2 separate regions of the Homo sapiens genome follow, and region 1 is linked to region 2. The links are chromatin loops, found by intact Hi-C in ENCODE. Cell type or tissue: heart right ventricle. All regions are shown on one strand. Each heading gives the region's core, and the rest is flanking DNA. Links, peaks and the distances in the headings are about the cores only.

What was found. Peaks named below come from ENCODE experiments on the same cell type or tissue, not always from the same donor. Only the 100,000 strongest peaks of a DNase experiment are listed, where the experiment ranks them.
Region 1: it touches region 2 in a loop (2.0-fold over the local background); 7 of 110 quality-filtered maps call a loop at or near these places.

What each region holds. Positions count from the first base shown.
Region 1 is chr2:36,896,855-36,913,859 of GRCh38, forward strand. It overlaps STRN (striatin), which reads right to left. Exons shown (of 18, transcript NM_003162.4): 4 at 8,686-8,764; 5 at 5,730-5,897; 6 at 2,669-2,804. Among named protein-coding and RNA genes, the nearest start is that of STRN, 61 kb to the right of the region's middle. In heart right ventricle, for the core only: no CTCF peak of the experiment used is centred there; no DNase peak of the experiment used is centred there; H3K27ac peaks cover 398 bases.
Region 2 is chr2:36,997,135-37,014,139 of GRCh38, forward strand. HEATR5B (HEAT repeat containing 5B) reads right to left here. Exons shown (of 36, transcript NM_019024.3): 27 at 16,707-16,886; 28 at 11,477-11,714; 29 at 9,916-10,170; 30 at 8,498-8,625; 31 at 6,408-6,552; 32 at 5,172-5,438; 33 at 3,452-3,679. Among named protein-coding and RNA genes, the nearest start is that of STRN, 39 kb to the left of the region's middle. RefSeq lists a silencer at 5,790-5,956. In heart right ventricle, for the core only: a CTCF peak has its summit at 8,058; no DNase peak of the experiment used is centred there; H3K27ac peaks cover 5,638 bases.

The DNA.
Region 1 (17,005 bases), core at 3,492-11,491, 100 kb before region 2:
AATACTGATAATGATGGCAAAGAAAAATAAGGGCCAAGTGCAGTGACTCACACCTGTAATCCCTGCACTTTGGGAGGCCAAGGCAGGCGGATCACCTGAGGTCAGGAGTTCGAGACCAGCCTGACCAACATGGAGAAACCCTGTCTCTACTAAAAATACAGCATCAGCCGGGTGTGGTGGTGCATGCTTGTAATCCCAGCTACTCGGGAGGCTGAGACAGGAGAATTGCTTGAACCCAGGAGGCGGAGGTTGCAGTCAGCTGAGATTACACCACTGCACTCCAGCCTGGGCAACAAGAGTGAAACTCCGTCTCAAAAAAAAAAAGAAAAATAAAATAAAATAACATTTTTAAAACTTGTTCTACTTGACATTTTAATAGGATAACTTTCAGCTTTTCCTATAGAATGCAGTAAGTTATGCTTATTCACTGCTACACAGAATTAGGTTGTTAAAGTCCTTTTCGGCATATAGCTATGTGAGTGTAGCTGTGCAAATTAATGTAATATAATGTAAAAAATAAGCAAAACTGTTAAAACCAGTGATTTGCTTAGAAATATTTTTTTCCAAAAAAAACTAAAAAATATATATATATTTTTTTTTTGAGACAGTCTCGCTCTGTCACCCAGGCTGGAGTGCAGTGGCGCAATCTCAGCTCACTGCAAGCTCTGCCTCCTGGGTTCACGCCATTCTCCTGCCTCAGCCTCCCGAGTAGCTGGGACTACAGGCACTCGCCACCATACCCAGCTAATTTTTTTTGTATTTTTAGTAGAGACAGGGTTTCACCGCGTTAGCCAGGATGGTCTTGATCTCCTGACCTAGTGATCCATCCGTCTCGGCCTCCCAAAGTGCTGGGATTACAGGTGTGAGCCACCGTACCCAGCCAAAACTAAAAAAATTTTTGAGTGCAGTAGCATGATCATGGCTCACTGCAACATCAAATTCCTGGGCTCAAGCGATCCTCCTTCCTCAGCCTCCCATGCAGTATCACACATGGCTAATTAAAAAAAAATTTTTTTTTTAGATATGGGGTCTTGCTATGTTGCCTAGGCTGGTCCCAAACTCCTGGCCTCAAGTGATCCTCCCACTTCAGCCTCCTGAGTAGCTGGGGTTACAGGCACAAGCCACTGCACGCAGCACAGAACTGCTATGATCTGCACTAATTAGAAGACAGTATATTTATTATGTTGTTTACTTAAAAAGACAACAGTCTATGGTTTAGGAATTTCTAGTAAGATCATATGTAACAGTTTTAATAATTAGTTTATAAATATTTTAAATATTTAAATTGATATCACTAACAGAAACATAGCATCATGATTCAAGGCATTATTTAATACTGAGCTATGAATAAAGTATTTTGATGGAAAAATAATATCTCAATGCCAGCATCCCACAGAAATCACAAGGGACTACCCAATTTCCAGATGATCAGGACACAGAAAAAGTGTCATTGAAATTTAGGCTTTTCCTTTTACTATGGTAAATTAAGACACAGGCTATTACTACTTCTTTGGATAAGAAAAATTGGAAGTTACTACTTGAATTTCAAATAATTTCCAAGGCAGGGCTTTACCAGTAGAGTACTATTGAATAGTCGTGATGGAAAACAATAATCTGGTAGTAATAATTTGAGTCTCTGATGGAGCCTCAGAAGCAGAAGGCATAAAACACACAGAGGTTACACTTAGAAAGCACTTTATAGTTAAACAGATCATTTTCGCACATAGTGTCTCTTTGTTCCTCACAAAATCCTCCAAGGTTAAGATGGCTATTTATAACAATCCTCATTTTACAAATGAAAAAACTAAGCCTGAAGCATTAAGAAACACAAATAGTGGCAGAACTGGAGCTTAAACCCAAGTCTTTTAGTTAGAGGTCCGATCTGCTTTATATTACTTTACTTTCCTCCTCTCTATTCATAAATTAATGTGAAAGAGAAAATGCAAACATTTTCCTAGACAAAGTGAAACATGTCCTCATATCTTACTTTAAAAAGAAGGAAAAGGAGTAGGAGGAAGAAGGAAGGAGAGAGAGAAGGGAGAAGGGGAAGAGGGGAGAAAAGCGAAGAGAGAGGAAAAGGGGGAAAGAGGGAAGAAGAGAAGAAAATGGAGAAGGGAAGAGAAAGAAGTGGCTACTTCGAGACATCTCTCATTCCAAGAACCTGCCATGGGAAAGTCAATAAGCTTATCAACATCTGAACAAAACTTGAGAAGAACCCTAAACAATTTTGAAGAACTCTAATGGAAGAGTTCTGAAAGTTTGCCTACCAAAACAATCCTGACAAGAGACAAAAACTGCATATATTAGAGCTGATGCTAGCTGCCATCAGGCACCATGATGTGTCTGTCAATTCTATTCTCTTGTAACAACCAATAACCCTGCATTGTTATAACACACAATATTTACTATATTCATCTGCCCCATAGAAAAGTTGTCCTGTTCAATGAATGAACAAAAAGTCAAACAGTGAGGAATTTCAAGAGAAAGCTACTATATTAAAAATATTCTCAACTTGAAATCAGTATTACAAACTCTCATAAATGTCTCCAAATTCATGAAAAAGAAAAAGCTACGGGTTAAGATTAAAGAACATGGATTCTTTTATGCATTATACAGTATGTATTATAGTCCCTAAAAATATTTATATTGTATGAGTTATCTAACTCACTGTTGAAGTATCAATGACGCTTTTCTCTCTTCCATCAACATCATCATCTTCATCTTCATCACTGAAATCTGCAGCTGCACTTTCAAGGAATTTGAAATTATCCAGCACGGAGGCAGAATCTGTTAACTCAGATTTTCTGGTGTAAAACATGTATATCCTGCTTAGTTAATCTTTTTAACTTCGACATAAGAAGTAACCCATGATATGTTACATCAACTTCTATTTATATGGTAACTATAAATCCCAAATCACATTATCTACATTGATTCTTATCAATTACACTCTCACAAATTTAAAAAGCAATACAAGAAGTGGATACTCTTTAAGTACTTTGTAATCCTATCTATCTACTTGCCTGCCTACCTACCTACCTATCTACCTGGAGACAAAGTCTCCGGGCTCTGTCACCCACGGTAGAGTGCAGTAGCATGATCTAACTCACTCCAGTCTCCGCCTCCCAGGTTCATGCAATTCTCCAGTTTCAGCCTCCCAAGCAGCTGGGATTACAGGAGTGAGCCACCACACCCTGCTAATTTTTGTATTTTCAGTAGAGATGGGGTTCCACTATGTTGCCCAAACTGGCCTCTAATTCCTGAGCCCAAGTGATTCGCCCGCCTCAGCCTCAGCCTCCCAAAGTGCTGGGATTATAGGCGTGAGCCACTCGTATCTATTTAGATTAGTGGTAATCTAATGTAAAAAACTCCCCTTCCTGATTTATTATTATTTTGATCCTTACACCAACCTTAATGTATTTCATTTTAAAAATATTTTTATTATCTCTACCGCCGTTTTTCTCTACTCTTATTCTCTCTACAACTCTCCCTTTGACCTCTTACATAAGTTTACACAACTAAGAAAATAACAAGTATGTCATTTTTCTCTGATGCAATCTTGTATTTCTGCTTAACAGCTAAAGTAAAAGAGAAAATGTGTACATAAAGTTACTAACAGCAATACACTAGTCAAATTAACATTGCTACTAGACTCGACCCTGTTGATTAATAAGCCATTAATCTCTTAGAAATAGTTGAATTTTCAAATATATGACTTGAATTTAGTTCCCTCAAAATAAATTTAGTAAAGACTGGCTGGACGCAGTGGCTCACACCTGTAATCCCAGCACTTTGGGAGGCTGAGGCAGGCGGATCACGAGGTCAAGAGATTGAGACCATCCTGGCCAGCCAACATGGTGAAACTCCATCTCTACTAAAAATACAAAAATTAGCTGGGTGTAGTGGCGCATGCCTGTAGTCTCGGCTACTCGGGAGGCTTAGGCAGCAGAATCGCTTGAACCCGGGAGGCAGAGGTTGCAGTAAGCTGAGATCGTGCCACTGCACTCCAGCCCAGGTGACAGAGTGAGACTCTGTCTCTAAATAAATAAATAAATAAATAAATAAATTTAGTAAAGATTCCAATGGCCAGAACAGAAAGATTTATCTCCAGTTCATTAGGTAATCTTTTAGACAGAGAGCATTTTCCTGAAAAAAAAAAAAAATTGTAGAAACTACTATGGACAAAATTTTCAAAAGAGATCTATTTTAAATTTCAAATCTACTTACAGCTTTGTGTTTGGTATTACCCTCCCCTAACTCTTTATCCCTACTGAAATCGGACAGATTAGCAACAGTATCTTTGTCATTCTTAAAAGACAAATCAAGGCCAAAACACACAAGAGTGGTCTTCCCTCAAAGTCTTTACTGAAGGTTATTAAAGTATGCATTATAGTTCTTAAAAACATTTATACTATTGGCCAGGCGTGGGGGCTCATGCCGGTAATCCCAGTACTTCAGGAGGCCAAGGCGGGTGGATCATGAGGTCAAGAGATGGAGACCATCCTGGCCAACATGGTGAAACCGCATCTCTACTAAAAATACAAAAAATTAGCTGGGTGCGGTGGCACGCGCCTGTAGTCTCAGCTACTCGGGAGGCTGAGGCAGGAGAATGGCGTGAACCCAGGAGGCAGAGTTTGCAGTGAGCTGAGATGGCGCCACTGCACTCCAGCCTGGGTGACAGAGCGAGACTCCGCCTCAAAAAAAAAAAAAAAAAACATTTATACTATCTAAGTTAACTTGATGACTTACATTAAACCCAGAACATAAAAACAGAACTAAAGATAATGTCCACACAGTCTATATCTATAGAGAAATAACATGCCTTACATTTACAAATATAAGTTAATGTATGTTTTTAATACAGCCTACAAAGTTGGAAATGTATTCTTAATTATTAATGAATACATTTTAAGGCTCCAAGGAACTTTGCTTATAAAAGTCCTACAGTGAACCTTTACCTAATCCCATAATTTTAATTTATATTCCAAATAGCAGGAACTATCTTCTTGCTAGAAAATTTATAGAGTTCAATTAAAACCATTCTTCCTTCCTAAACAAGTGTCAAAATAAAAGTCATACTTAAACATTCACAGAATTTTTGGCTTTTTATTCAATTAACAATCACGGAAATTTTTTCCCAATAAATAAGAATCTCTTTATTGAACTGTTTATGATTATTTTAAGTAGAATCATATGTAATTGTATGATACATAATCCAAAATGGAAAACAAAATATTTCAAATAGCTACTGAATTGTTCACACTTACGCTGTCACTTCAAAATAGCTACTTAAAATAGATATTTTATATCAAAGATAAATTACAACATTAATAGATAAACAAAAGTGGTTAAAAAACAGTGTTACTTCTACAGAATTTGAGGTATTTTTACGACTTCTGGATCACCAATCATGAAACGTCATTCTTACAGATTTGTACTGAATTTCCAAATAAAATCTTTTCTGAAGTTTTATTTACTGATTAAGTCAATATACTAAAATCTATTAAATATCTGTATTAAATAAATATCACAAATAATATTCTTGAATTAAAATAGTCATAAATAACTCCAATCCTTGTTACCTTCTAACCAAATAAAATGTTAGAATTTTTATTAAGTTATAAATTATTTCTATGTCACTACCTAAAAGTACAAGTAATGTCCATAAAACCAAAAATATTTAATAAGAACTAATAATAGCTAAAACACTTTCCAGACAAAATACTTACGCAATCATTGCTGTCTCTTTAACTTCAGCCTCTGTGCCATTTACAACTGAGTCCTGATTTTTGTCATCTTCCCTGTCCGTGACATCACTTGAAAAGCCCAACAAAGCTCGCACTCGTTTAGATTTCACATCTAGAATAGTATCTGTATAACCCACCTCCTGTAGATACCTGTGTGAAGAGAATCCTTAGAGTTCAGTCATACTGGAATCAGTATTCTATAATTTAATATGTAAATAAAAGTATTTATTTAAACTCATTGCCTGCATAAGACTTAACAGTACAGTACTATGCTAGTAAGACTTGTTAATAAATAATCTTCCAGCTGCAGATGGAGCTGTCTCTTGCAGTACCAGCCTCTACAGTCACTGAGAAAAATGAGAGAACTATACAATACACCATTCATTACATTTACCATAAGAAGAAGCTGGTCTTTAATATATCTAATAGCACATTCTTTTCTTTAGGCTGGATTGGAGCTAGACTACCAAATCAGTATTTTATAATAGTTATTCCGGTAGTTTTTTTAAATTTGTCATGGATCAACTGTTTGTGATCTAGACAGAATGTTCCTAGCATATATCGTCTCCTTCATTACACACAAGGTAGTTATTTCTCGAGTCACTCTACAGAATTGAAGCTCCTATCCTGAGACAACTTTAAAATAAAAATAGACTGCAATTAAATTGTAGAATGTAGGGGGTGTGTGTACACATGTGTGTGTATGTTACTGAAAGGCAGCAACACAAAAAAAGAGCAAAGGCTTTGTATTGAGAGCTAGATCTAGGTCCTGTTTCTGCCACTTACTTGCATAACTTTAATTCTCCTGAACCTCAGTTTTCTATCCTTTAAAACAGACACACCTAATATTGTACCTGGCATATAGAAAGGACTCAATACCTACTAACACCAAAGTTGACCAGAACAGACCAAAAGTGGCAGTGGGAAGACCATGAAAAAGGTAAATGCCATTAATAAAAACGACAGACAAACATCGGACATTAACTTATAAGTAGGCACCGAGTCTACTGGATGAAAGAAGAAAACAAAGGTTGACGAGATAACCAGTTTAAGTTCAGTTTATTAACAAGATTTGGTCTTAGTTATTATAGCTGAAAGAGTTATCTCAGAAATATATGTGATCAAAGGGAGTAAGTGTATCTTACCAAATCAAGATGCTCATTTTTCAATCCCATCCAATATTTATAGAAAGGTCTCGATTAAAATTTGGATAATAAATTCCCAACTTTCCTAAATTTAAAGTTCTTGAAAACGGCTTTAAAGATGTTATATTTTTCCATTTTTAACAAATAATATTTGAGACATACCTCACTTTGGCAACAAAATCACATTACAAATACCTGTTTCAAAACTGCTCTTGCCATAGAAAAGCTGGTTTTACTCAACAGTTACTTCCTCATTCATTGATAAAATGACACCTTTACTCAGAAGAGTTGATTATGGGTCCTTTGAAGTTTTTGAAAATATCTCTTGGATAGCTCATTATGAAATCATTTTTTGTTTAAAAAAAGATTAACATTCTAAGAACACATCTATTTTAAAAAGGAAGATGTATAAATCATATTTAAGATCAAAGTGTGGGCATTAGTAAAAATTTACTTATTAAATATCAGAAAATATCTCATTTTCTTGTAACTATCTAGATCAAAAAATACATATGCAAAGACATTTTAAGATTCTCTTTCCGTAGTCAAAAGTAATAGCTGCTATACATCCACTTTGGAAACCTTGGGTTTAAACAACTTATAATCAACCTCCAAAAAACCAGGTAGTACATTTCATTTTACTGAGGCACAAATCTGAATATGAGTTTCAAAGGTGGTATTCAAGAACCAGGCACTGAGCTGGTGAGTCTAGTCTACCTCTTGATATCAGAACCTCAACCCATCATTGTTTACTCTTTATTGTCTCAAATACATATTAATATTTTATGGAAGAAAGTTGACCGGGCATGGTGGCTCACACCTGTAATCCCAGCACTTTGGGAGGCCGAGGTGGGGAGATCACTCGAAGTCAGGAGTTCGAGATCAGCCTGGCCAACATGGCAAAAACCCATCTCTACAAAAATACAAAAAAATGAGACAGGCATAGAGGCACACACCTGTAGTCCCAGCTACCCGGGAGGCTGACGCAAGAGAATCACTTGAGCCCAGGAGGCAGCAGTTGCTGTAAGCCAAGATTGTGCCACTGGACTCCAGCCTGAGCGACAGAGTGAGACTCCATCTCAAATGAATGACTGAATGAATGAATGAATGAATGAATGAAATATATGTTAGGCAATATTTGCAAATTTGGAGAATTCAAAAAGTTCTCCAATTATTTAAAAGTTTTAAAACATAACAAAATTGCATGTAAACACCAATTGCACTTTTTTTTTTTTTTTTTGAGATGAAGTTTCGCTCTTGTTGCCCAGGCTGGAGTGCAATGGCGCGATCTCGGCTCACTGCAAACTCCACCTCCCGGGTTCAAGCAATTCTCCTGCCTCAGCCTCCCAAGAAGCTGGGATTACAGGCATGTGCCACCACGCCCGGCTAATTTTGTGTTTTTAGTAGAGATGGAGTTTCACCATGTTGGTGAGGCTGGTCTCAAACTCCTGACTTCAAGTGATCCATCCACCTTGACCTCCCAAAGTGCTGGGATTACAGGTGTGAGCTACTGCGCCTGGCCAATTGCACATATATTAAAATGTTATATATTCATACATAAAATATGCAATGAAAAGAATAACTTTAAAGTTATAAAATTCTTTTAACTACGTAAGTTCTACCACACAGAAAAAGTATTTAATATGAAAAAGGAACAGTAATTCAATTAAGCTTTTTCACAGCATCTGTATGAGATAAAATATTCATCTGACTTGAAAATACACAGTAAAAATAACTTCATAAAACTGTTTCTTGTCTTCAGCCATTTATAAGTTTCACCATGAGACACTTACTGTCTGAGTAGTTGTCGACCTTGTTTCCACATTAACTGGCTGTTTTGTTGTGGCTGCACTTCTGTTTCATTACCTTCATCTAGAAAACATTAAGTCATAATAAAACTGACTTGTTTTACGTATTAGAGGGCATCTTAATTCATTAATAACGTCCAATAAACATTTATAAGATTAAGAATATGTAAAACTGCAACTGTAAGGTATGTGTTAGGATAATGTAAGTTCTGTTTTTTAACTGTAATTTCTATAACAAAACTCTAATATAAATTATTGCTACTGGATTTCCCTAAGAGTAGCAGAACTAAAATAAATACATTTTCCCTGTCTTTAACTAGACTAAGAATTTTTCTCCAGAACAAAGACTTATCCCATCAAGTCACACAATGAGAGCCAAATAAAAGTATTATAAAGTAGCACATCAGAACTAGAACAAGCCAATAATAACAATAATTGAACATTTAAAAATAACTAAGGGTATAACTGGATTATTTGTAACACAAAGGATAAATGCTTCAGGGGATGGATACCCCATTTTCCATGATGTGACTAGTACACATTGCATGCCTCTATCAAAACATCTCATGTACCCCATAAATATATACACCATGTACCCACAGAAATTAAAAATTAAAAATAAATAATAACTGGGCATGGTGGCTCACGCCTATAATCCCAGCAATTTGGGAGGCCAAGGCAGGTGGATCTCTAGAACCCAGGAGTTTGAGACCAGCCTGGGCAACATGGAGTAAACCCTGTCTCTACAAAAAAAATTATCTGGGCATAGTGGCACGCAGCTGTGGTCCCAGCTACTAGGGAGGCTTAGGTGGGAGAATCACCTTAGCCTGGGAAGACGAGGCTGCAGTGAGCTGTGATCGTGCCACTGTACTCCAGCCTAGGCAACAGAGGGAGGCTCTGTCTCAAAACAATGAATGAATGAATGAATGAATGAATGAGTAACAAATAAATAATTTTTTTAAAAAAAGAACTAGAACAAAATACTGAGGAATGATGGTAGAAGAGCCAATTTGGTAAAGAGCAGATATATAACAACCTCAATCCAAACCTGTTTCCTTCATTAGCTATTACATTTAAAAACTTCAGGTAGGCCAGGCGTGGTGGCTCACACCTGTAATCCCAGCACCTTGGGAGGCCGAAGCGGGTGGATCACTTGAGGTCAGGAGTTTGAGACCAGCCTGACCAACATGGCAAAAAACCCCATATCTACTAAAAATACAAAAATTAGTGGTGGTGGGTGCCTATAATCCCAACTACTCGGGAGGCTGAGGCAGGACAACCCCTTGAACCCAAGAAGCGGAGGTTGCAGTGAGCCGAGATGATTGCGCCATTGCACTCCAGCGTGGGCGACAGAGCAAGACTCCATCTCAAAAAACAAAAAAAACAAAAAAAAACCCTCAAGTATTCTTTTAATGACATTCTTTGAATGAAAACCTCCTAAGCATTTTAACGCTTAAATTCATCACTAGGTAAAACCAGAATCCTTTTTAGAAGGTGATAAAATAAAAAGAGCTTTCCCTATGGTAAGTCTGGACTGTACAATCTCCAAGCTATACTATGGTTCTACATTAACAGTACAAAAAAAGTGCATACTTTCCTCAGCCCTTGATCAAACTCTAAAAAACTGCTGATCTTTATAGGATCTTATTCAAGTGGAGATACAATAGGGACTGGAAAAATTTATTTGGTGACATTTGAAATTAAGTATTTACGGGACAGGCACAGTGGCTCACACCTGTAATCCCAGCACTTTGGGAGGCCAAGGTGGGCGGATCACAAGGTCAGGAGACAGACACCAGCCTGGCTAACGCGGTGAAATCCTGTCTCTACTAAAAATACAAAACCTTAGCCAGGCGTGGTGGCACATGCCTGTTTCCCAGCTACTCAGGAGGCTGAGGCAGAAGAATCGCTTGAACCTGAGAGGCGGAGGTTGCAGTGAGCCGAGATGATGCCACTGCACTCCAGCGTGGGTGACAGAGCAAGACTCTGTCTCAAAAAAAAAAAGAAAGAAATTAAGTATTTACTACATACTGTGTTAAAAACACATACATTATCTCTTTTATTCCTTACAACCTCAAAGATAGGTACTTAGCCTCATTTTAAAGATAAGAAAGCTTGAGTTTTGGAAGGCAATTTTCAGGTTTTTTAGTTAGAAACACAATTGTAAGTGTTGAATTTCTGTTTCACTCCAGAGCCCCAGCATTTTCCTTCACATGCTATCACTACAATAAGAAATTAGAGAAATACATGAATAAAAATAAGCATTAAATCTTCCAAGTTTGTTTTTCTTCTAAAAGAACTCTAAAATAACTAGGCTTAGTTCTGTGATATACCAAAGAAACAGACTGGAAAGGCAGGTAGAAAATAAGGGGAATTAAATTAACTCCAAAAAGAAGCTAATTACTCTGTGATAACTTCAAAGAGAAAATAAATTAAAAAAAATAAAAAATAAAAAAAGAAGGGAGCAAAAACGCTGCCCCCAAACTAAGGGAAAACAAATACATCTTGTTTCCACTGACCGCAAATTCAGGATCTGTGCAGGTAACATAGTATGTTCCAATATACCCCCTTCTTAAGTCAAGTGAATAACCTGTACTTGCCAAGTAAAAACATTTACATTGCCATTTCAAGACTTCAGATGTTAAATGAAGTTCTGAGGTCATTAAATCTCCCATCAGAATAGGGCTAAATCCTTTCTATGCCATCCTCAAATATACTCAACTACTTCTGCCTATTTTGGCAGCCAGTGACATTACAAAAAAGTGTGATACAGCAAATCAATGGAATACTACTCAAGAAGAACAAGGAATGAATTACTGATACAAACATACATAAATCTCAAATGCATTATTCTAAGTGAATAAGCCAGAATCGAAAGGCTACAATCTGTAAGATTCTGGAATTCATATGACTTTCTAGAAAAGGCAAAACTACAGAAATGGAAAACAGACTACTGGTTGCCAGGGGATTAGCGTACGGAGGGAGAGATTTGTGAAAACACTAAAAAGGGTGACTTTTATGATATGTAAATTATATCTTAATAAGAATCAAATAAGAATGTACCCTATCCTCTTAAAAAAAAGTGTATTCTTACACTGAGATAAAATCTGACCCTCTAAGTAACATCTGAGGTTATGGCTGGGCCGCAGTGGCTCATGCCTGTAATACCAGCACTTTGGGAGGCCGTGGTGGGCGGATCACTCAAACCCAGGAGTTTGAGACCAGCCTGGCCAATATGGTGAAACTTCATCTCTACTAAAAATACAAAAGTTAGTTGGAGGCTGGGTGCGGTGGCTCGTGCCTGTAATCCCAACTACTCAGGAGGCTGAGGCAGGAGAATCACATGAACCTGGGAGGCAGAGGTTGCAGTGAGCCAAGATCACATCACTACACTCCAGCCTGGGCGACAGAGCAAGCCTCTATCCCCACCCCCAAACACCCCAGAAAAAAAAATAGCTGGGCAAGGTGGCGCATGCGTGTAATCCCAGCTACTAGGGAGGCTGAGACAGGAGAATCATTTGAACCAAGGAGGCGAAGGTTGCAGTGAATCGAGATTGCACCACTGCACTGCAGCCTGGGCAACAGAGCTAGAGACTTCATCTCAAAAAAAAAAAAAAAAAAAATTCAGGTTAAAAAAAGAAACCCAAAGTCAAATAGCTCTTATATTTCCTTACTCAGGCTAAGCTCGCAGTTCTTTCCATGGTTAGTAAGCAGTCATTAACTATCACATTCATTCTTGCCTTGTCAAGTTCAAAAAGTGACATTATATAAAAGTGAGGATTTTAATATAGATAATAGTTGAATTTCTCGGTAATATCGAAAGTATTTGACTGCTATTTCCTGTCAAATTAGGGTAACAGACACTAGATTTACCGTCCTGCTGAACCAACTATAAAACAAAACAGACGATAAACAATGGTTTTCAAAACACTGGACACCATGCAACAAAGGACAGTAATAACTGAGAGAAGGGGAAAGCAAACAGGTAAGCCTCATGATTATCCCAGACACCACCTAGAGAGAGTTTCCAGATCATAGCACAGGGAGGAACAAAAACAGTATTTGAAGAAATAATGGCTGAAAAGTGCCAAATTCCATGAAAACTATAAACCCATAGATCCAAGGAACTCAATAAATCCCAAGCATAAGAAATATGTAGAGAGGGCTAACTACACCAGGGCATATCATAATAAAATCATTTAGAACCAATGATAAAGAGAAAATCTTAAAAGCAGCCAGAGAAAAAGGTCACATTATACACAGAGGAACAAAAATAAGGGCAACAGGAGATATCTCATCAGAAATAATGCCTATGAGCAAAATAAAGACTTTTTCAGGCCGGGCGCAGTGGCTCACGCCTGTAATCCCAGCACTTTGGGAGGCCAAGGTGGGCAGATCACCTGAGGTCAGGAGTTCTAGACCAGCCTGGCCAACATGGTAAAACCCCATTTCTACTAAAAATACAAAAATTATCCAGGTGTGGTGGCAGGCGCCTGTAATCCCAGCTACTCAGGGGGCTGAGGCAGGAGAATCGCTTGAACCTGGGAGGCGGAGGCTGCAGTGAGCCGAGATCGTGGCGTCACACTCCAGCCTGGGGGACAAGAGCGAGACTTTGTCTCAAAAAAAAAAAAAAAAAAAGACTTTTTCAGACATACATAAGCTGCAAAAATTCATTACTTGCATTCCATATTACAAGACACGTGAGCGGAAGACTTTAAGGTTGAAGGAAAATAATATGGAAACACAGATCTACACAAAGGAATAATGAGTATTGGGAATTTTTTTTCATATTAGTATTTAAATATCTTTAAAAGACAAAAGACTGCTGGAAAAAAATAACAATGGAGTGTGTGGTTTATCACATACATAGAAGTAAAATGCATGACAACAATAGCACAAAGACTGGGAAGAGGAGAAACGGAAGTACACTATTATAAGGTTATTGTACTATCCATGAAGTGGTGTATTATCACTTGAAGACAGACTGTAATAAGTTAAAGATGTGCCTTGTAAGCCCTAAAGCAATTACTAAGAATTACTGCTAATAAGTCAGCAAAAGAGATAAAATTGAATCCTAAAAAATATTTGATAATTCAAAAGAAGCCTGAAAAAGAAGGAAAAGAAACAAGAACAGACTGAACAAAATGAATTACAAAGGTAGTAGCATTAACCTAACCATATCAATAATCATAAGTGCAAATGGTCTAAATTTCTCAATTAAAAGACAGAATTTATCACACTGGATATATTCAACTTTAAATAACTACCTGGCTTCTAATATTAAATAGGAGAGACTGAAATATCAAAAATAAATACATTTTAACATAGCCTGAGATAATACTCTCCTACAGTAGAAATATGAAGGTCTGGACGTGGGACAAAAAAAAATTAGAAAGGAAAAGCAAATTTTTGTGAAAAATGTTTCAGAAAATGTCTGGTTATCAGTTTTAGGAAAATATGGTAAATAGATAAAAGAACAAAGAATGCAAAAAAAAATCCCTGCTTCTTTAATGGTTATGCTATTTGAATATACCCTTTCTGCCACCTCCTAGTACTTATCACCATCATCTATAAATCCCTAGATAACCCTCCAAATCTGGCTCACATGTTTCTGCCACCAAACTTCTACATCATCTTGAGTGAAATCAATATGCATGTAGGAGATCCACTTCTGCCTCTCCACAGCCACCACCCTCTCTAGCTGTCATATCTTAGGTCTTATCATCATGAACAACTATGATAGATGCAAACTGATTGTCTGAGCAGACCAGTCAGGCTCAATTACTCCCAATTCATTAGTTCTTTTTTCTTTCTTTTTTCCCTAAATTTGCTAGTTCTTTAATTTAGCTGGGACCTCTAGCCAGGGGCCAGCACACTACTGCCTGCATGTCAAATCCAGCCTATCACCTGTTTTTATAGTACAGACACATCCATTCATTTATGTACCTTCTATGAATGCTTGCATGTGACAGTGGCAAAGTTGAGTAGCTGCAACAAACAGCCTGCAAAACCCAAAATATTTACTATCCGGCCCTTTACAGAAAAAGTTTGCTGACCTGCTCTAGACCAGAATCTACCCCCTTACTTTTAATTCACCCATTAGCCAGCCTCCTTGTGTCTTCACTTCCTTCCCTCTGTAGTTTTAGTTCATGGCTTATCACTTCAATCATTCCTTTGTCAAATTTTTTTGTCCCTTTTTCTCTCCGTGAATTCAACTATTAACTATCTGCATTCTCTTTTACTTTACCCAGACTACCAAATGTGCAGCCTAGTGCCTCTACATACACTCATGATCACACACCTCAACTGGACCCTTAGCTTTTCTCGATCCTACTATTCCCTAGAAAGTTAGTCTTCCTGTTTACCATTAGCATTTTAAACCTTCTCTACTTTTCTTAAACATCTGACCCACTCTCAGCAGATAATCCTATCTCATATATAAAGCTATCACTTGTGGACATTTCCTCAAATACCCACCACCAAACAGAAATCCAAATCTATAAACCTGTTAACCTAACTTCCTACATTCTCTCCTGGTAATGATAAAAGACATGCTCCTCCTGCCATTCTCCAGCTATGCTCAGAATCCAGTCCCTACCACCTTCTTCAGATTATCTTCCTATTTCGAGTATCTCTACTCTTTCCCTTTTATTGGTTACTCCTCTAAGACACACATCACACGTGTGCGTGAGAGTGTGCGCGCGCGCACACACACACTTTCCTTGACCCCATGTGTCCTTCCAGCTATTGCCCTCTAATCTCTCTCCTTCACCTTCACAACCTAAGCTTCCTGAAAGCTAACTATACCCACTTTATTTCTGCCCTCACCTCTCTCCTTAAGTTCTCAGTGTCCCATGTGTCACAAAGTCCTACAGATATTCTTCAGCCCTCTGAGAATTAACCAGTAGTGGTGAACAGTCCTTCCTTCTGGAAGCCCTCTCTTCTCTTGGTTTCCTTGGTCTCCTGGTTTTCCTCCTACTGTTAATGTACTCTGTATCAGACTCTTTTTCACGTTTCCGTTCTTCTACCAGTCTTTTAAATGTCATTCCTCAGGGCTCCATTTTTTGTAATCTTACCTCACATACAGCTCCTGGGTGACTGTTTCAACTCCAATGGCCTTGAGTGCCACCAGTACCATATGTTGATGCCTCTCAAATTTATGTCTCTAACACATCCATACTTCTGGCTTAAGCTCAAGACCCATATACTCAACTGTCTACTGGCCATCTTCACTTGGTTACCTAAGAAATAAATCCAAAAGTGAACCCACCATTTTCCAAATCTACTTCTGGTCTAGTTGTTTAAATTACAAATGTGGGAGTCACTTCTGACTCATCCTTTTTTCACCCCCTACATCCAATCAAGAAGTAGTTCCTGTGCTTGCCTTGGCAGCACATATACTAAAATTAGAATAATACAGAGAAGATCAGCATAAAATCAAATTTATGTATATATAAAAAGAACTAGTTCCTGCATATTTTACTTCCTAAATATTTCCTGAACACACCCTTGTCAAGGAAACCTTACTCATTTGCCCAGGTTTCTGCAACAATCCTCTAACCAGTTGCCCCATCTCCAACGTTGCTCCTCTCTAATCCATCTTCCACACTACAGCCCACGTAATCCAAGAGTAAATCTCATCATAAACCCCTAATTAAGATCCTTCAAATGCTTATTATATTCCTAAGCGTGAACTACTTAACATGTTTCACAAGGCCCTTGTAACTATTTTACCCCCCAGCTAACTCTCTATCTACATCTGGAAACATTCCTTCCCTCTCTCCCACTACTATCCAGGTATCCCATTTCTCAAATGTGCCAGTCTTACCTCAGAAGCTCTGCTGCTAATACTCTGCCTTTCTCCCACCTCCCATTCAACAAATAGTCAGTTTACTTGCCCTGGTTAATTCCTACTTGTCCTTCAGATGTCAAAATTAAACATCACTTCCTCCAAGAAGCCTTTCTTGACCACTTGACTAGGTTTGTGCTACTGCGCTCAATAGCACTTATTATTTATCCATTATACATGTCATATGTCATTGTAATCACTTCTTTAACTGTCTATCTTCCCTATAAAAATCCAACAGGGCATTGTTGTCTTATTCACTGGATTTGGTACTAGGTCTGAAAAACATTATATATATCATATTTATAAGATGAATGGATGGTTGGAAAGATACATGAAATGATACTAGGTACTAACTATTACATACTGAGAATAACTAGGTATTGTACACTAAGAAAATAAACATTTGAGTTAGGAAGTATTCCCAGAGTATTTCCTAGTTTACAGATCAGGAATGGA
Region 2 (17,005 bases), core at 4,960-12,959:
TCATCTACCATTTAATGTAAGGTGTTTTGATGGGTAGAAGTTAATTTTTTTGTTTGTTTGTTTGTTTTGAGATAGGGTCTCACTCTCTCACCCAGACCAGAGTTCAGTGGCACCATCATGGCTCACTGCAGGCTTGATTTCTCGAACTCAAGTGATCCTTCTGCCTCAGCCTCCCAAATAGCTGGGACCACATGTGTGTGCCACCATGCCCAGCTAATTATTTATTTTTTATTTTGTAGAGACAGGGTCTCACTATATTGCCCAGAATGGTCACAAACTCCTCTGCTCAAGCGATCTACCTGTCTCAGCCTCCCAAAGGGCTGGGATTATAGGCATGAGCCACCACACCCCATCTAATTTCTATATAGACCAAAACAGTAAAATTGTCCTCTGTGACATCTTTCCTTGACTTACAGTTAGTCCTCTGCCATTCTTTTTTTTTTTTTTTTTGAGACGGAGTCTCGCTCTGTAGCCCAGGCTGGAGTGCAGTGGCGCGATCTCGGCTCACTGCAACCTCTGCCACCCAGGTTCATGCCGTTCTCCTGCCTCAGCCTCCCAAGCAGCTGGGACTACAGGCGCCCGCCACCACGCCCAGCTAATTTTTTGTATCTTTAGTAGAGACGGGGTTTCCCTGTGTTAGCTAGGATGGTGTCGATCTCCTGACCTCATGATCCACCCGCCTTGGCCTCCCAAAGTCCTGGGATTACAGGCGTGAGCCACCACGCCGACCAGTCCTCTGCCATTCTAACGTAAAACATTCACCTATATTTTCTTTGTTTTCCTGTTTAAAACATTTTATGTTATTATTTTATCTGGTACTTGTTTTGATTCATGATATAAGAGCCTAAATGAAATTTATTTCTCAAACAGCTAACCAATGTGCTTTTATCATATATTATATTTTATCATATATTACATTCTCACATGGATGAATGTCTGTTTCAAAGCAATCTGTTCTGTTCCACTGATTCTTGGGCCTACTCCACAGTTTTAGATAACGTGGAAATGTTTTAATAGGTGAGATGACAAATCCTTCTTTACTATTCTTTGTTTTCAGTTATTTTATATTTTCTTTACAAAAGAAATAAACCTTGAAATAAAAAGTCAATCAGAAGAAAAACACAAAAATGTAAGCATTTCACCAAAAATTAAACATAGACATGAAAAATGTTAATGCTTACTAAGAAAATGAGTAATGCAAATTAAAACCGTAAGACAGTATATTTTACCAAACACAGCAAAATTAAAAAGTCTAACAATATCAAATACTGGTGAGAATGTGGGAAAATACAGATTATCATGCTCTGCTGGTGAGAGCGTAAATTCATGTAGCTATGTTGGAGGTCAATCTGGCAATGTCTGATGACATTGAAATGTACCATCGATTCTACTTCTAGGTGTACATCCTAGAAAATCTCTCACAGCACACGTGCATGAGAAATTTGTAAGGATGTTAATTGCAGCAATCTTTTTAACTGGGATAAATTAGAAACAACAAAAATATCATTGACAGGGAAATGAATAATAATTGATAAAAACATATGACAGAAACTATATGGGAGTTAAATGAGAGTTTTATATATTCACATTAACAGATGTAAAAAAAGTTATTGTTGAGTCACAGAATGAGATGACATTATTTATGTAAATTTTAAAACAGAAATATATATTGCTCATAGTTATCTTACTCTCTATATAACACATATATAAATATATATTTAATATAACTGACACATACTCATATAGAAAACATACTTATTTATATAGATAGATATTTCTAAGAAAAAACATAATATCAGGCCGAGTGTGGTGGCTCACACCCGTAATCCCAGCACTTTGGGAGGCCGAGGCAGGAGGATCACGAGGTCAGGAGTTCAAGACCAGGCTGGCCAACATGGTGAAACCCCGTCTCTACTAAAAATACAAAAATTAGCTGGGCGTGGTGGTGCGTGCCTGTAATCCCAGCTACTCAGGAGGCTGAGGCAGGAGAATTGCTTGAACTGGGACCTGGGAGGCGGAGGCTGTGGTGAGCCAAGATTGCGCCACTGCACTCCAGCCTTGGCAACAGAGCGAGACGCCATCTCAAAAAACAAAAAAACAAAAACACCCGAAAAAACATAATATCAACATGTAGTTCCATGTGGGGGTACAATGGAGTAGTGACAGGTACTTCAATTTTCTCTCCTGTTTTATTATTTTTATTGTAAAACAACAACTTGAAGAAAACATAAATATATTAACACATGTAAATTCTGGAGAGAGGCCGGGCACAGTGGCTCATGCCTGTAATCTCAGCAACCTGTGAGGCTGAGGCAGGCAGATCACTTGAGGTCAGGAGTTTGAGATCAGCCTGGCCAACATGGTGAAACCCCGTCTCTACCAAAAAATACACACGTTAGCCAGGCACGGTTGCGCACACCTGTAGTCCCAGCTACTTGGGAGGCTGAGGCATGAGAATCACTTGAATCTGGGAGGCAAAGGTTGCAGTGAGCTGAGATCGTGCCAGTGAACTCCAGACTGGGCAACACAGTGAGACCCTGTCTCAAAAAAAAAAAATTCTGGAGAGAGATATACATGTATATATTTAAAACCTCCCGGCCGGGTGCGGTAGCTCACGTCTGTAATGCTAGCAACTTTGGGAGGCCAAGGCAGGCAGATCATGAGATCAGGAGTTTGAGACCAGCCTGACCAACACGGTGAAACCACGTCTTTATTAAAAACGCAAAAATTAACCGGGTGTGTTGGCAGGCATCTGTAATCCCAGCTACTCAGGAGGCTGAGGCAGAAGAATCACTTGAACCCGGGAGGCGGAGGTTGCAGTGGGCTGAGATCACGCCACTGCACTACAGTCTGGGTGACGGAGCGAGACTTTGTCTCAAAAAAACAAAACAAACAAACAAAAACCCCAAAAAACAAAAAACCTCCCAGTATATTTATATATATATTTTTTTTGAGACAGAGTTTCAAAAAACTCTGTTTTTTGCCGAGCCTGGAGTGCAGTGGTGTGATCTTGGCTCACCGCAACCTCCACCTCCCGGGTTCAAGCAATTCTCCTGCCTCAGCCTCCCAAGTAGCTGGGATTACAGGCACGTGCCACCATACCCGGCTAATTCTGTATTTTTAGTAGAGATGGGGTTTCACCGTGTTAATCAGGCTGGTCTCAAACTCCTGACCTCAGGTATCTGCCCACCTTGGCCTCCCAAAATGCTGGGATTACAGACGTGGGCCACCACGCCTGGCCCCAACATGTTTATAACTATTAACACAAGGGCATTTAGAGTCAACAATCCAGAAAAGAGTATTAAAGTTCACATCTGAAAGATATGACTAACATACCTCTCTGAGATGATTCATTGTTATACAGCAGTTTTCTGATAAGCTTATTCAACTAATTCATTACTTAGGGAACACATATCCTAACTAACTAAAACGTTTAAAACTGATAGGTTACCTGGTTGAGAATATTCCAGGATGCAAGCAAGCGTGCTACGAATCAGAGCTGTCCACTGTTTTTGAACGCCAGCCTCAGTTTTGGCCATTGAAAGTGTCACAATACTTTTAATCCCTTGAAGAGCTGCACTGACTGGTGGAGGAACCTGATTATCTGCAGACTTTATTGCTGTGTCTTTCAATATTCTTGCAATTAAGAACAGAATTGTGGGCAGGATTGTCATACATCCTGAAAGAAAAACAAATCAGATCACCTCATAACTATTCAGTTCCCATATTATAGTTGTTTTCATTGCTTGTATTTTTTGCATTTGATTGTGGTTTAATATTGTTTTTTTCCTTGTCTTTATACAAAATTTACTGTATTACTACTACTATAATTCAATGTTTGAAAAAGAAAATAAGAAAGTGTCATATTATTTCAAAGACAGAATTGGTATTTTCTTTCTTTTTCCAGCTAGCCTTATTTTTATTACTTCTAATACTTCACCTATTTAATATTTCATGCCCTGTGTAATGAAAACGAAAAAGGAAGACAGAAAAACAGGAAAAAACCACACCAGATACTGTGGGAAGCATCTGAGTAACTTCATGAGTTTTATAGCACTTGTAAAACATGTAATCAATCCTCAGTCTACTAAAGTCAACCTAATCAGACCAGGAAAGTAAAAGGACTACTGGGGCAAGGAAAGAAGAAATGAAATAATCCTAGAATTTGTAACTGAAAATTCTAGGTCATGAAAATTCAACCTCCCACAAAAGGAAAAAATACCTTCACCACTCTGACCTGCAGCCATTGTAGCCTCTGCTTGCAAAACTCCAAATATGGAGAATTCATTATTTTCACATATGTAGGGTAACTCTAAGAGGTAGAAAGGTCTTCCGTGAGTTGAGCTGAAATTTATCTCTTTATCTGATACCATTTTTACCTTCCAGATCAGGAATGTCTAATCTTTTGGCTTCCCTGAGCCTCACTGGAAGAGGAATTGTCTTGAGCCACACATAAAATACACTAACATTAACAACAGCTGATGAGCTTAAAAAAAAAAAGTCTCCTCTGACATTCTTCAGAGTTTTTCTTTTTCTTTCTTTTTTTTTTTTGAGAGTCTTGCTCTGTCGCTGAGGCTGCAGTGCAATGGCGTGATCTCGGCTCACTGCAGCCTCTGCCTCCCGGGTTCAAGTGATTCTCCTGCCTCAGCTTCCTGAGTAGCTGGGATTACAGGGCATACGCCACCAGGCCCAGCTAATATTTTTGCATTTTTAGTAGAGATGGCATTTCACCATGTTGGTCAGGCTGGTCAGGAACTCCTGAGCTCAGGTGATCCACCTGCCTCAGCCTCCCAAAGTGCTGGGATTATAGGCATGAGCCACCGCACCTGGCCTTGAGTTTTTCAGTGTCACTCAAGAGTGGCAACCAGACTGGAAAACAGAGTTTAGTTATTCCACTTTATGTCTATCTGCTGACACTGTCTTTCCTCAACCTGTAGTTCCATGTCTTATTTGAAACACATCTGAAAAGAGCACCTTAGGTTTGTGACTTTTTGAATCTTTAATCTTCATAGGCTCCTAAAGGTAGACAAAACCTTAAAAAAAGACCAGCTTCTTATTTTTCACTTGAGATTTAAGAGGAAACTGGGTTATAACAGTGCTTAAAATCAAAGGCAAGCTCATCTTTGTCTACTGTAATATAATGCATTTCCAAATACTGATCAATACCGTACCAGCGGGTGAACAAAGGGATGGTAAATCAGAGAGTATGGTAACTGTGGCTGCCACCAAACGAGCACTTTCTTCTGATAGTCGAGTTTTAGTGGCTATGTGACTTGGAGAGTCTGACACCTTGGTACTGAGATGTGGCATATGCCGTACTAAAATGAACATCAGCAGCTCCATAGTTGCAAACACAAGAGATTTTCCAGGAATGAGACCACCGCTGTCACCTCCTTCTCCCAATACGGTACAGGCCTCTTTTTCCATATCATCTTCATCTGAGGTAAAAGATAATTTGGTGAAATTTCCAGCCAAAAAAAAGTATGTAAAACAACACAAGTATATTTAGGAAATTCCTTCAAAAGAATTTATAAGCAAATGTCAAATAATGTCACACGTCCTTCTCTGTATAATTCTCTGCCTCCCTAGAATTCTGTGCATTGATCTGTCCTTAAAGGTAACAGACAGTTCATTTTTCACTTGGAAAATCTTTATCAGGTATTTTTATTGGGTATATATTTTGTAATAGGAATAACACATGTTAGGTTGAACCAGATGAAATTGACAAAAGGTGAAAAATAGTCGACTCTCAGCAATTTCATTTGGTCCTTTCTAATGAAAATAAAATCAATTTCAAATCTTCTAAATGTATGATTAATTCTTTTTTTAATTAATAACTTCTGGCCAGGTGCCGTGGCTCAAACGTGTAATCTCAGCACTTTGGGATGCTGAGATGGACGGATCACTTGGGCTCAGGAGTTCGAGACCAGCCTAACATGGCAAAACCCTGTCTCCACTAAAAATACAAAAATTAGCTGGGCATTGTGGAGTGTGTCTGTAAACCCAGGTACTCTGGAGGCTGAGGTGGGAAGATCACCTGATCCTGGGAGTTTGAGGCTGCAGTAAGCCGAGATTGCACCACTGCACTCCAGCCTGGGCTCTTGAGAGTAAGACTGTCCCGCCCGCAAAAAAAAAAAAAAAAAAAAAAAAAAAATTAGCTGGGCTTGGTGGAGTGTGCCTATAGTCTCAGCTACTCAGAAGGCTAAGGCAGGAGGATCCTAAGCCCAGGAGTTACAGACTACACTGAACTATAATCACATCATTGCGCTCCAGCTTGGGTGACCGAATGAGACCCTGCCTCTAAAAAATAAAATAAGAACTATAGAAATATGTCCTGGCGTTAATATTTTAAAAATTAGAGTATAAAATAAGATTTACTTCAAGTTAGTGTAATTTCTAGTGCTTACTTAGAGTGTTTCTTTTCTCTTGCAAATAATCCTGAGCAGCTCTTACTATCTGTTGTACAACTCCAGTAACCAACAGCTGGACAGATGATGGATTCCAGGTCAATAGAAGGCGGTGCAAAACACTCAGCAACTCAACACCTATCAGCTAATACAAATAAATACAAATACAGTTAAGTAATTTCAATCTCAAAGAATAACTTTATATTGTTAAAATCTGAGAAAATACCTATGTAAAAAAAGAAATCAGGTAGCTAAAATTAAAATATAGGACTACGTAACAAATAAGAACATTGTAAAAATCTTGAGAAATGGTCACATTTTACTCCTATGTATTTTCAAGCAACAAATGATTTATTATTTACATATTTAAATGTGCTTTATATTCAGAGATGATCATTCTCCTATTGGAAGGAAATAATTGAGCTAAATAGTATTGTAGAGTCCAGTGCTGCTAAAATTTATAATTTCTAACCTGAGCTGAATATCCAAGAATTTCTACAACCTCTGCCTACCACAGATTGTAGAAATCTCTGGTGAGTTCCTCTTCTATTCACTTCAGCAACTACTACAAACTTTTGCCACCCACTTTAAGCTTCTTACTCACAATCTTCCATACCAAATCCATCCAATGAACCTAAATGAAATTTCAAAGAGGGGGAAAAGACTTAACTGCAACCAAAGCCACCTTTACCTCTTTCCTTAAGATCATGTGTTCAGCCTCTTATGTGAGGCTTAATCTGAGGTTAATCTTTCCTTATGTGCTCCTATCCTAACCTATTTGACTTCCTAGGGATTCTTCAAGGACTCTGATCATATCTCGTATGTTTTCAACTTCTCTCTCTAGTTAGGCTACTCTTGTCAGTATAATGACAATGCTCAAGTCTTTCTTATCACATGTCCCCCCTGCACTATTCCCAAAGCCTCCAGATCCTTTTATCTACCCTATGTCCTCCTCTATGTATCTGGCTCCTTCCTTTCCCAGCCTAGATGCTTCCACTTCCTTTACTCTCTTATTCACTCCTCAATCTTCTACTATCTGGCTACTGGTCACCTCAAACAATCCTCTGCGGGAGGTCACCAATAGCCTCCTCTAGACTCATTTCTGTGCTTATTTACTCGATTCTTTCTTTTGAGACTCTGTCTACCCTTCTTGAAACTCCTCCCTTGTCTTTGATAACTCTGTTCTCTTTTGGTTCTCCTGAAACTTCTCTAGCAGTTTCCACTGTTGATTTATTTCCTTCTTCTCAATTTTTAAATGCTATTTATCCTCAAGCTTCCAATCTTGGTCCTCTTTCTTCTTCCTTTATTCAGCCTTCCTAGGCTAGTGTTATCATTTCTCTGGAATTATGAAAAAAGCCTCAGAACTGGCCTCCCTGTCTCCCTTCCCATCTCTTACAAACCAACCTACCTCTACGGGCTGACAGAATGATCCTTCTGAAATATAAAGTTAGTTACATCATTCCTCTACTTAAACATTTTTAATGATTCCCTATCACTTTCAGGATAGGGTTCAAACTCTTTTACATGTCATCAAGAAACCTTCATGATTTGGTCTTCACCTTGTTGTCCAGCCTCATCTAACAACCTCATGTTCCATTCATATCGGCCATAGTAAATGGCTATGCCCTTGAACTTGCCGTGTTCTCTCATGCCTCCTAGTGTTCGTATTTGCTATTCTTTCTGAGAGGAAAACCCGTCCCGCATGTGTTGCCTCACTAATTCCTCTTGAAGATTTGATTCAACCATTGCCCACTCTGAGAAACCATCCTTTGCTTTCCTATCACAACATCGGGCTCCTCCTCTCTATTCTAATTGCAGCTTTACATGCACTAAAATAGCACTTACCACACTGTACCTATCTCCTAATTCAGGCACAGTGAAACTGCTTTCACTATCTATAACCTCAAACCACGTTTGAGGCAGACCAGGCACAGAGTAAAAGTAACTGGGTGAATAAATACAGGGAGTCAGTGTATTCATATCATGTTAAAATAGGATCCAATACAGAAAAAAAATCCATCCTTTTTTCCATTGTAAAGCAATACTCAAAAAAAAACCACACAAGTATCTATCATAGCAATACACTGTACCTGATCTTCTGCAATATGGACTCGAGCATAAGGGGAGTCTAGCAAGGTATGTAAGGCCTGCAGGCATGCTGTAACATGTTCAATGGGCTCCTCAGGTCTAGGGGAACAAAGAAACTGTATACTCACACCTGAAATGCACAAAATAAAAACATGTTTTTTCACTTATAAAACACTTTATGTTGTTTGATCCCATATTTCTTCTCTATTTATGTTTTTACAGATTACCTTAACATGTATTTATTAATACCTTAAAGTAGACTTCAAAATGGTTTCCAAGTTAAACAGCCAAACTCAACATAAGGTTGTAGTTTTGCAATTAGGTTAATATTCAAATTAGCTATGTGTGAAAGAAGGAATTCCCATGCCATCAGGTTGATTATGAAGATATTAAGTTTTTATTTCTAGGACTTTTAAAATAATACATTAAGAAAATAAATTTACAAACATTATAAAATTGTTTTTCATTAAATGGTAGCCAAATAATTTTTCATGCATACAAAGTTTTTAAATGGCAAGTTATAGAGGCACAATGGGTATCATAGTAAACAACTGCTTTTAATTTACATAGGGGTAAAGTCATTGTTTTGGAAGTTTTTCACATTTTCACTTACCAGATCTACTGATGAATCCGATAATTACACCTTATTGTGTTCCTTTTCACTCCCAGAAAACATAAGATCACTAAAAGCTTCATTACCATGTATAAATTCTTAAATGTTAAAAAAGCATCTATAGCTGGGTGCAGTGGCTCATACCTGTAATCTCAGCACCCAGCCGAGGTGGGTGGATCACCTGAGGTCAGGAGTTCGAGACCAGCCTGACCAACATGGAGAAACCCCACCTCTACTAAAAATACAAAATTACCCGGGCGTGGTGGCGCATGCCCATAATCCCAGCTACTTGGGAGGCTGAGGCAGGAGAATCGCTTGAACCCAGGAGGCGGAGGTTGCGGTGAACCGAGATTGCGCCACTGCACTCCAGCCTGGGCAACAAGAGTGAAACTCTGTCTCAAACAAAAAACAAAAAAACAAGAAACAAAAAAGCATTTATAAAGCAATTTTACATTAGGATTCACTGAAATCTTCTTAAACATTTTTTTCTTAATGGGATAATTGGTTAAGTGCCAAGTAAAAAGAAAACCTGTTGTTGAATAAAAAACATATTACGTTTTTTTACTGAAAATTGTTCGATATTGCTGTGTGAATGAGCATGACAGTTAAGTAGTTTCAGTAGTTTTTAATAATTTAATTTCTAGGTTAAAAATTCAATTAACAATTTATAAGGTGAGGTGAAAAATCCTTTCACTTTTCCTTCTCTGAACTGTGCTATACTGTACAAAATCTTTCCATAGCTTTAAAATGAAAGATATGAATTTTCAGAAGTGATAATCTTGAAATATATTAATATGACAGACCTACCTAAAATCAGATGCATTCTGTCTTTGTTAATTTCTGGCAAAGATTTAGCACTACCCACTGCTCCTGATGCCTGGTTTAAATTGACAGATGTAGAACGTTTTTGTAAACCAGATATTGCTGCTGCTTCTGTAGACTCTGAGCACGTAAATCCTGTGCTATTTAACCAAAGTGCCACCGCATGGAGAATTGGGGCCCAGGAATTCCGATAGTGAAGTCTAGCTGTATCAATAGTTTCAGGGGTATAAAATGCTCCACCTGTAAAGCAATCAAATCAATTAAAAACATTACTTTTTTTTTTTTTTTTTTTTTTTTGAGACCAAGTCTCGTTCTGTCGCCCAGGCTGGAGTGCAATGGTGCGATCTTGGCTCACTGCAACCTCCTCCTGCTGGGTTCAAGCAATTCTCCTGCCTCAGCCTCCTCAGAAGCTGGGACTACAGACATGCGCCGCAATGCCCAGCTAATTTTTTGTATTTTTAGTAGAAATGGGGTTTCACCATGCTGGCCAGGCTGGTCTCAAACTCTCAATCCACCCGCCTCAGCCTCCCAAAGTGCTGGGATTACAGGCATGTGCCACTGCACCCGGCCAAAATATTACTATTATACATGTTCGCTCATTTATGAACCACTAACAAAAATACCTGTTACATACAAAAGAGAAATCTAGCCAAAGGGCTTCTCCTCTTTATAAAGCCACCAAAAGTAACCCCTTTTCTGTAGCTGATGAACTGGAATACCTGTCTCTTCCTCACTGATGCTAGTTTTCCAGCCTTTCCTCTGCTACTGCTGATGTCACTAAGTATTCTTACCTTTTCTTACCCTGTTGTCACAGAATTTACCTCTTCATTGTTGCCAGTGGCTCCTAAAACCCTATCATCTTCTCTTTCTATCACAACCAGGGAACTCTGTTTCTTCCCTCTGTTTCTTTCTTCTTCTGCTATTCCTCTCCACCTCCTGTTGTTTCCTCTACTAACACTGAGGACTTCCTCATCACTCCTTGCTGTTATGATGGATTAAGGAAGGAAAAAAGGGGGCGGGGGAACTCCATTATTCTTATCATTAATATATAGGAAGGAGAATGGGTTCTTCAAGTAGGAACTAATAACACACTTTCTAAACAGAAAAAAATGTTGACGATTTCTACACTGATTTTGATAAGAAAACTAAAGTACAATTTGCAAAGCACTTTAGGAACATAATTTATTGGCACACTAGGAATCTGAAATAGAATATGAAAATACAAACATTGAACAGTACAGCAATATACATCTATGGTTATGCATAATGACTTGTTACCCATAGCTATTTAGAATACCCTAGCTCATACAGCTATTATTGTAACAGTGCTTGCTAATATGTTTGCTTCAGCCAACAAAAAAGCTCTATATCTTCTATCTACAAATTCAATATAGAGTACATATTCTAACTGAGACAACATCAAACTTAAGCCACAGAAATTTAAACTGTTACTATAGCAACTGTTGTTGCTAGTCTATACCGTCTCTATTTTGTTTAACTACTACTTTGAACTCCATAAAAGTAAAACTCAGAATGTAATACTCACCATCTGGAGGAAGCTGACTAGAAAATTCGGCTGGTAAAGTCAAGAGTGCATAATCTTTTAATGCTGCTAACCACAGGCGACTGAGTGTTGGTAGTTCAGGTTGTACCAGTGTTATTAAACTATCTGGTGGCAGTTCATCGATGGTACCACAGTCGTCATCATCATCGTCAGTATTTTTAATTGCTCTTTTTGGTTTTGACTCTGCTTCCTTTTTAATATTCATAGCGACCACATATACCTAATATGATATTTATGAGGACAAAATAGTAAGGCATAAGATAAAAAAATAAGATATTTTACGTTATTATAAAAATACAGTTAAATCATCAAAGATAACTGGGTATAGATATTAGAAAGTATACACTTTGGCTGGGTGCGGTGGCTCACACCTGTAATCCCAGGACTTTGGGAGGCCAAGGCGGGTAGATCATGAGGTCAAGAGATTGAGACCATCCTGGCCAACATAGTGAAACCCTGTCTCTACGAAAAATACAAAAATTAGCCGGGCATGGTGGCAGGCACCTGTAGTCCTAGCTACTCCAGAGGCTGAGGCAGGGGAATCGCTTGAACCAGGGAGGCGGAGGTTGCAGTGAGCCGAGATCGCGCTGCTGCACTCCAGCCTGGTGACAAAGTGAGACTCTGTCTCAAAAAAAAAAAAAAAAAAAAAAAAGAAGAAAGTATATACTTTGATCAGGTGCAGTGGCTCATGCCTGTAATCCCAGCACTTTGAGAAGCTGGGAATCACTTGAAGCCAGGAGGTCAAGACCAGCCTGGGTAATATAGCAAGACCCTATCTCTACAAAAAATAACAAAAATGCTAGCCAGGCATGGTGGCACATGCCTGTAGCCCCAGCTACTTGGGAGGCTAAGGCAGAAGGATCGCTTAAGCCCAGGAGTTCAAGGTTCCAGTGAGCTATGATCGTGCCACTGCATTCCAGCCTGGGCACCAGATTTGAGATCCTGTCTCAAAAAAAGAAAAAAAAAAGTATATACAACTCCATGATTTCCTGATAAACACAAAAGAATAATTCCATTTGCCTTGGAGACATTTTTCTAAAAAAACTGATCTGACTTCTGACTATTCCTCTGATGGCATGTTCCTTGAGTAGCCTTCTCAGAGTTTTTTCTGGCTTCCCTCATTCTACTTTACAAAGCACCCCCCGCCTCCACTTTTTTTTTTTTTTTTTTGCCACAGGGTATAACTCTGTTTCTGCCTCCACCTTCCTAGACTTATTAGACAACCAGGCATTCAAAGTAAGCAGCTGAGAGGCAAAAAGAGACATCAGAAAGGATTTCCATAAATATCCTTCTAAACTCCTTCTTACACAGACCTTAAATGATATTTTGCAATCTAGCATTTACAACAGATAGCCTGGCTAATATAATCTGCTAGTCACATACATTACCTGTATCCTTTCTCTCTAGTTTGTGAGCCAAAAAGACATAAAAGCAACTTTCCTAAAATATAATTTCAAAGATTCTTCTTTATTGAATCATATTTATTTTCCTTTGTTTTGTAATACATTTAGGCTTTGGCTACTGGCACATACAAAGCTGAATAACGTATTAATGAGAAAACAAAAAAAGAAAGGAATGACAGCAAGCAAGAAAAGAATTGCTCTAGATAAAAATCTCGAGAAAACTGTCTTCCCTCCACAGTGTTACATCCATTGTACCTAACGAGAAAGCCTAAGTATGGTATCTGTATAGGTACACTGCAAGCTTCTTGATGAGAAGCACTGTGTCTTACCCCTATTCCCACACCAAGCAGACTTACAGCACAGAGAAAATATACAGCAATTGACTAAATTCTAAAATAGGGACTTTGGATCTCAAGTTATGAATATATTACTGTCATATCTTCTAGTGAGTACATGCTTGTTTCCCCCCTAAATTTGTTATTACACTGTTTTTTTTTTTGAGATGGGAGTCTCGATCTGTAACCCAGGCTGGAGTGCAGTGGTGCGATCACAGCTCACTGCAATCTCCACCTCCCGGGTTCAAGTGATTCTCCTGTCTCAGGGTCCAGGGTAGCTGGGATTACAGGCACACACCAGCAAGCCTGACTAATTTTTGTATTTTTAGTAGAGACAGGGTTTCTCCACGTTGGCCAGGCTGGTCTCAAACTCCTGACCGCAGGTGATCCATCCTTCTCAGCCTCCCCAAGTGCCCAGCCACTAACATTTTTAAGAAAATGTCACAATAAGCACTCTTAAGTATATCCAGCCATTCATTCATCAAATCCTTACTAGGTAGGCACCTTTTGCCTTGAATTTGTTATTGTTCTAGGACTGGAAGCAAAAAAAAAAAACAAATAATACATAGTTTTTGCTTTCCATGAATTCACAGGCTAATATTACAATGAGAGGGAAGTAAAAAGGTGCTTAAGAGAAGAAACTTTTAAAGATTTGGCTTTAATTATTTATCTTCTACAAAGATAATCTTTTTAATGCTTTATCTTCTAGTACACTCTACCCAGTGCACAGACAGTGTCTGGTACCTAATGAACACTCGGCAGTTTATGCAATGAGTGAATGAATCTCAGGGAACATCACAGATAAACGAATCTTAGCCTTGGGAGTGTGAGAAAGGTGAGACCGTTTTTAAGGACAAAAGTTGACTTGCTCATAGGCAGAGATGGAAAGGGAGCTTACAGGCAGAGGGAACAGCCAGAGCAAGAGCACAAAAACAGGAAACTGCATGGTAATCTAAGTATGCAAATTTCTCATATAGACGGAGCACAGGTTATAAGCTGGAAGTAGCTGAAGTTTTTACTCTGCAGGCAATGGGGAAGCAAGGGTGTCACTGTAAGACTTTACGGTCTATGTATGCATTTTTCCTCGACTTATAATTTTATTTTAATAATTATGCTATAAAAAGTTGGAAAAATAAGAGTTAAAAATGACTCATAACCTCAATTTCTGGGTTTTCATATTCTATCTTTGTAAGTTATAATTTTGATGTACAGAGATTCTGTATTTAGTTTTACTGATAAACATGTCATAGGGTTTTCCCATGTGAATACCAGTTTTCATAACCATTATTTTAATGACTTACAGTGGATGACCCACAATGTATCTACCAGTTTTCCTACAGTTGAAATTTTATATTTACTTCTAATTCTTTACTTAGCATTGGGAATCCTAGAAAGATGAAATACAGCTTTCGAAGACAAAAGATATTCATTTCTTCACATTATAAATAGTGTTGCAAGTAAACATTTTTGTAAACTTACCTCTTTTCCATATTTTGGATATTTTTCACTAGACTACAGGCCCAGAAATGGAATCACTGGGTCAGTGTTTACAAATATTTTTATGACTCTGAATAGACACTGCCAAATGCTTTCTAAAAAGGTTCTATATTTTATATTGCTACCTGCAATATATGAGAATATATCTTTCAGACCTATTTTAAAATAAATTTTTAGGCTTATTTTTCTTATAGATATTACACAAAAAAGGACAATCAGAAGCATAAGCAAAATGAAGAAAATTAAAACTACACATAATGCTACTACTCAGATACAATGCTGTTACCAGTCTAAACAGTTATATAAACACGCTCAGTTTTTTACCTAATGTGTGCGTGCGTGTGTGTATAATTTCTACCCCAATTTTCTAGTCACTTAATATCATCATCTTTCAAGATCAAGAAATACATTTAGGTTATTTCCACTTTTTTGTGAATAATAACACCATAACAAATACCCTTGTAGCAGAACCTTTGTGCATATCCTTAAATATTCCTGAAAATAATGTGTGCAGTTTTTTAATTAATTAAATTTTTTTTTTTTGAGACAAGAGTCTCGCTCTTGTTGCCCAGGCTGCAGTGCAATGGCGTGATCTTGGCTCACTGCAATCTCTGCCTCCCGGGTTCAAGTGATTCTCCTGCCTCAGCCTCCCAAGTAGCTGGGATTACAGGCATGCACCACCATGCCAGGGTAATTTTGTATTTTTAGCAGAGACAGTGTTTCACCATATTGGCCAGGCTGGTCTCGAACTCCTGACCTCAGGTGATCCGCCTGCCTCGGCCTCCCAAAGTGCTGGGATTACAGGTGTGAGCCACCACGCCTGGCCTAGGGCGCAGTTTTAGAGGATGTACAGAGGAAGGTGCTGAAGACACAAAGAAGAAGAGTAGACAGCACTGAGCTTCACACAGTCTCCTCCTCACTCTCATGCCTAACTGATACCTCCTCCTATCCTCCATGTTTCAATGTAAACATCACTTTCTCCAAAAAGGCTACTTCTGAGCCTCCAGCCTATTGTAACTGCCTCTGCTATGTGTTCCAAAACACTTTGTAACTTTGTATTTCTCCTGTGATAATGCTCCTTACCCTTTGGTACATCTACTTGTTTACCAGTTTGTCTTGCTCAGCAAACGTAATATATCTCACCCCCGTATTCTCAACTGCTAACCTGACAGAGCTGAAGCTAAACAACACTTTGTTGAATGAATCAGAGGGTGGGAAGTAAGGGAATGAGAAAAGTTTAGTCTTAGATTAGCGGAAAAGCTTAAAATAATTATAACTCCAATAGTCTTCCCTTAAACGTGGTTTCACTTTCTATGGTTTCAGTTACCTGTTGCTGAATACCACGAAAATAGGGAAGTGAGATACTGAGCTGGTAGAGGAAGGAATTAGTTACTTCAATACTGGAGGGCAGATGATAAGAATTCAATAGTAACTGGCAGAAGGAATTTAGAAAAATGAATTTAAAACAATGTAATTATATATTTTTTAAAGTGACTGTGAGAATGAAAAAGGTAAAACTAGCTATTAAAAAACAAAACAAGCTGGGCACTGTGGTGCGTGCCTGCAGTCCCAGCTACGCGGATGGCTGCGGCAGGAGGACTGTTTGGGCCCAGAAGTTCAAGTCCAGGCTGGGCAACAAAGCAAGACCCTACCTTTAAAAAAAAGAAACAAAACCCCTATGGCCTCAATATCAAGGTGGCAAGTCACCTGAAATTTAATCAAATAAAAGATTTTTGGCATAAAATATTTTCTGTTATATTTTTGAGTTTTTCCTACCTAATTTCCTCATATTATGTAGGAGAGCCCTTCCTCAATATAGAGGTTTTCAGTACACTGATTAACAAATTTTCAAAAAGTATTCCATATCAAGGGTTAGTTTTTAAAAAACAAAAATTTTTTTACCAACAAGAGTAGAGGAACATTTTCTCATGGATGAAGAAATGGGTCAAAAACAATAGATTGTGGTTTAGTCGTTACCTCTGCCCAAGCTTTGAGAACAGCCAGTTTTTCCATGGTCGTGGCACTCTCTCGGTACAGCTGGCTGGAAGATCCTTTTCCAGCCTGAACTTTGTCCAGAGAAGAAACAAGAAGATTGTGTACTCGACGGAGATCATTGAGATCACTGACAACTCCACTTCCTATCCATGTACTACATACCTAGACAAAGAGAATTCAAAAACTTTTGTGTAAAAAAAATTAATGCTGTATAAGAAAATGGAATAAATGACTTTTTTCCTAGAAGATAAAACACAAAACCAAAGAACAAAACAAAATAA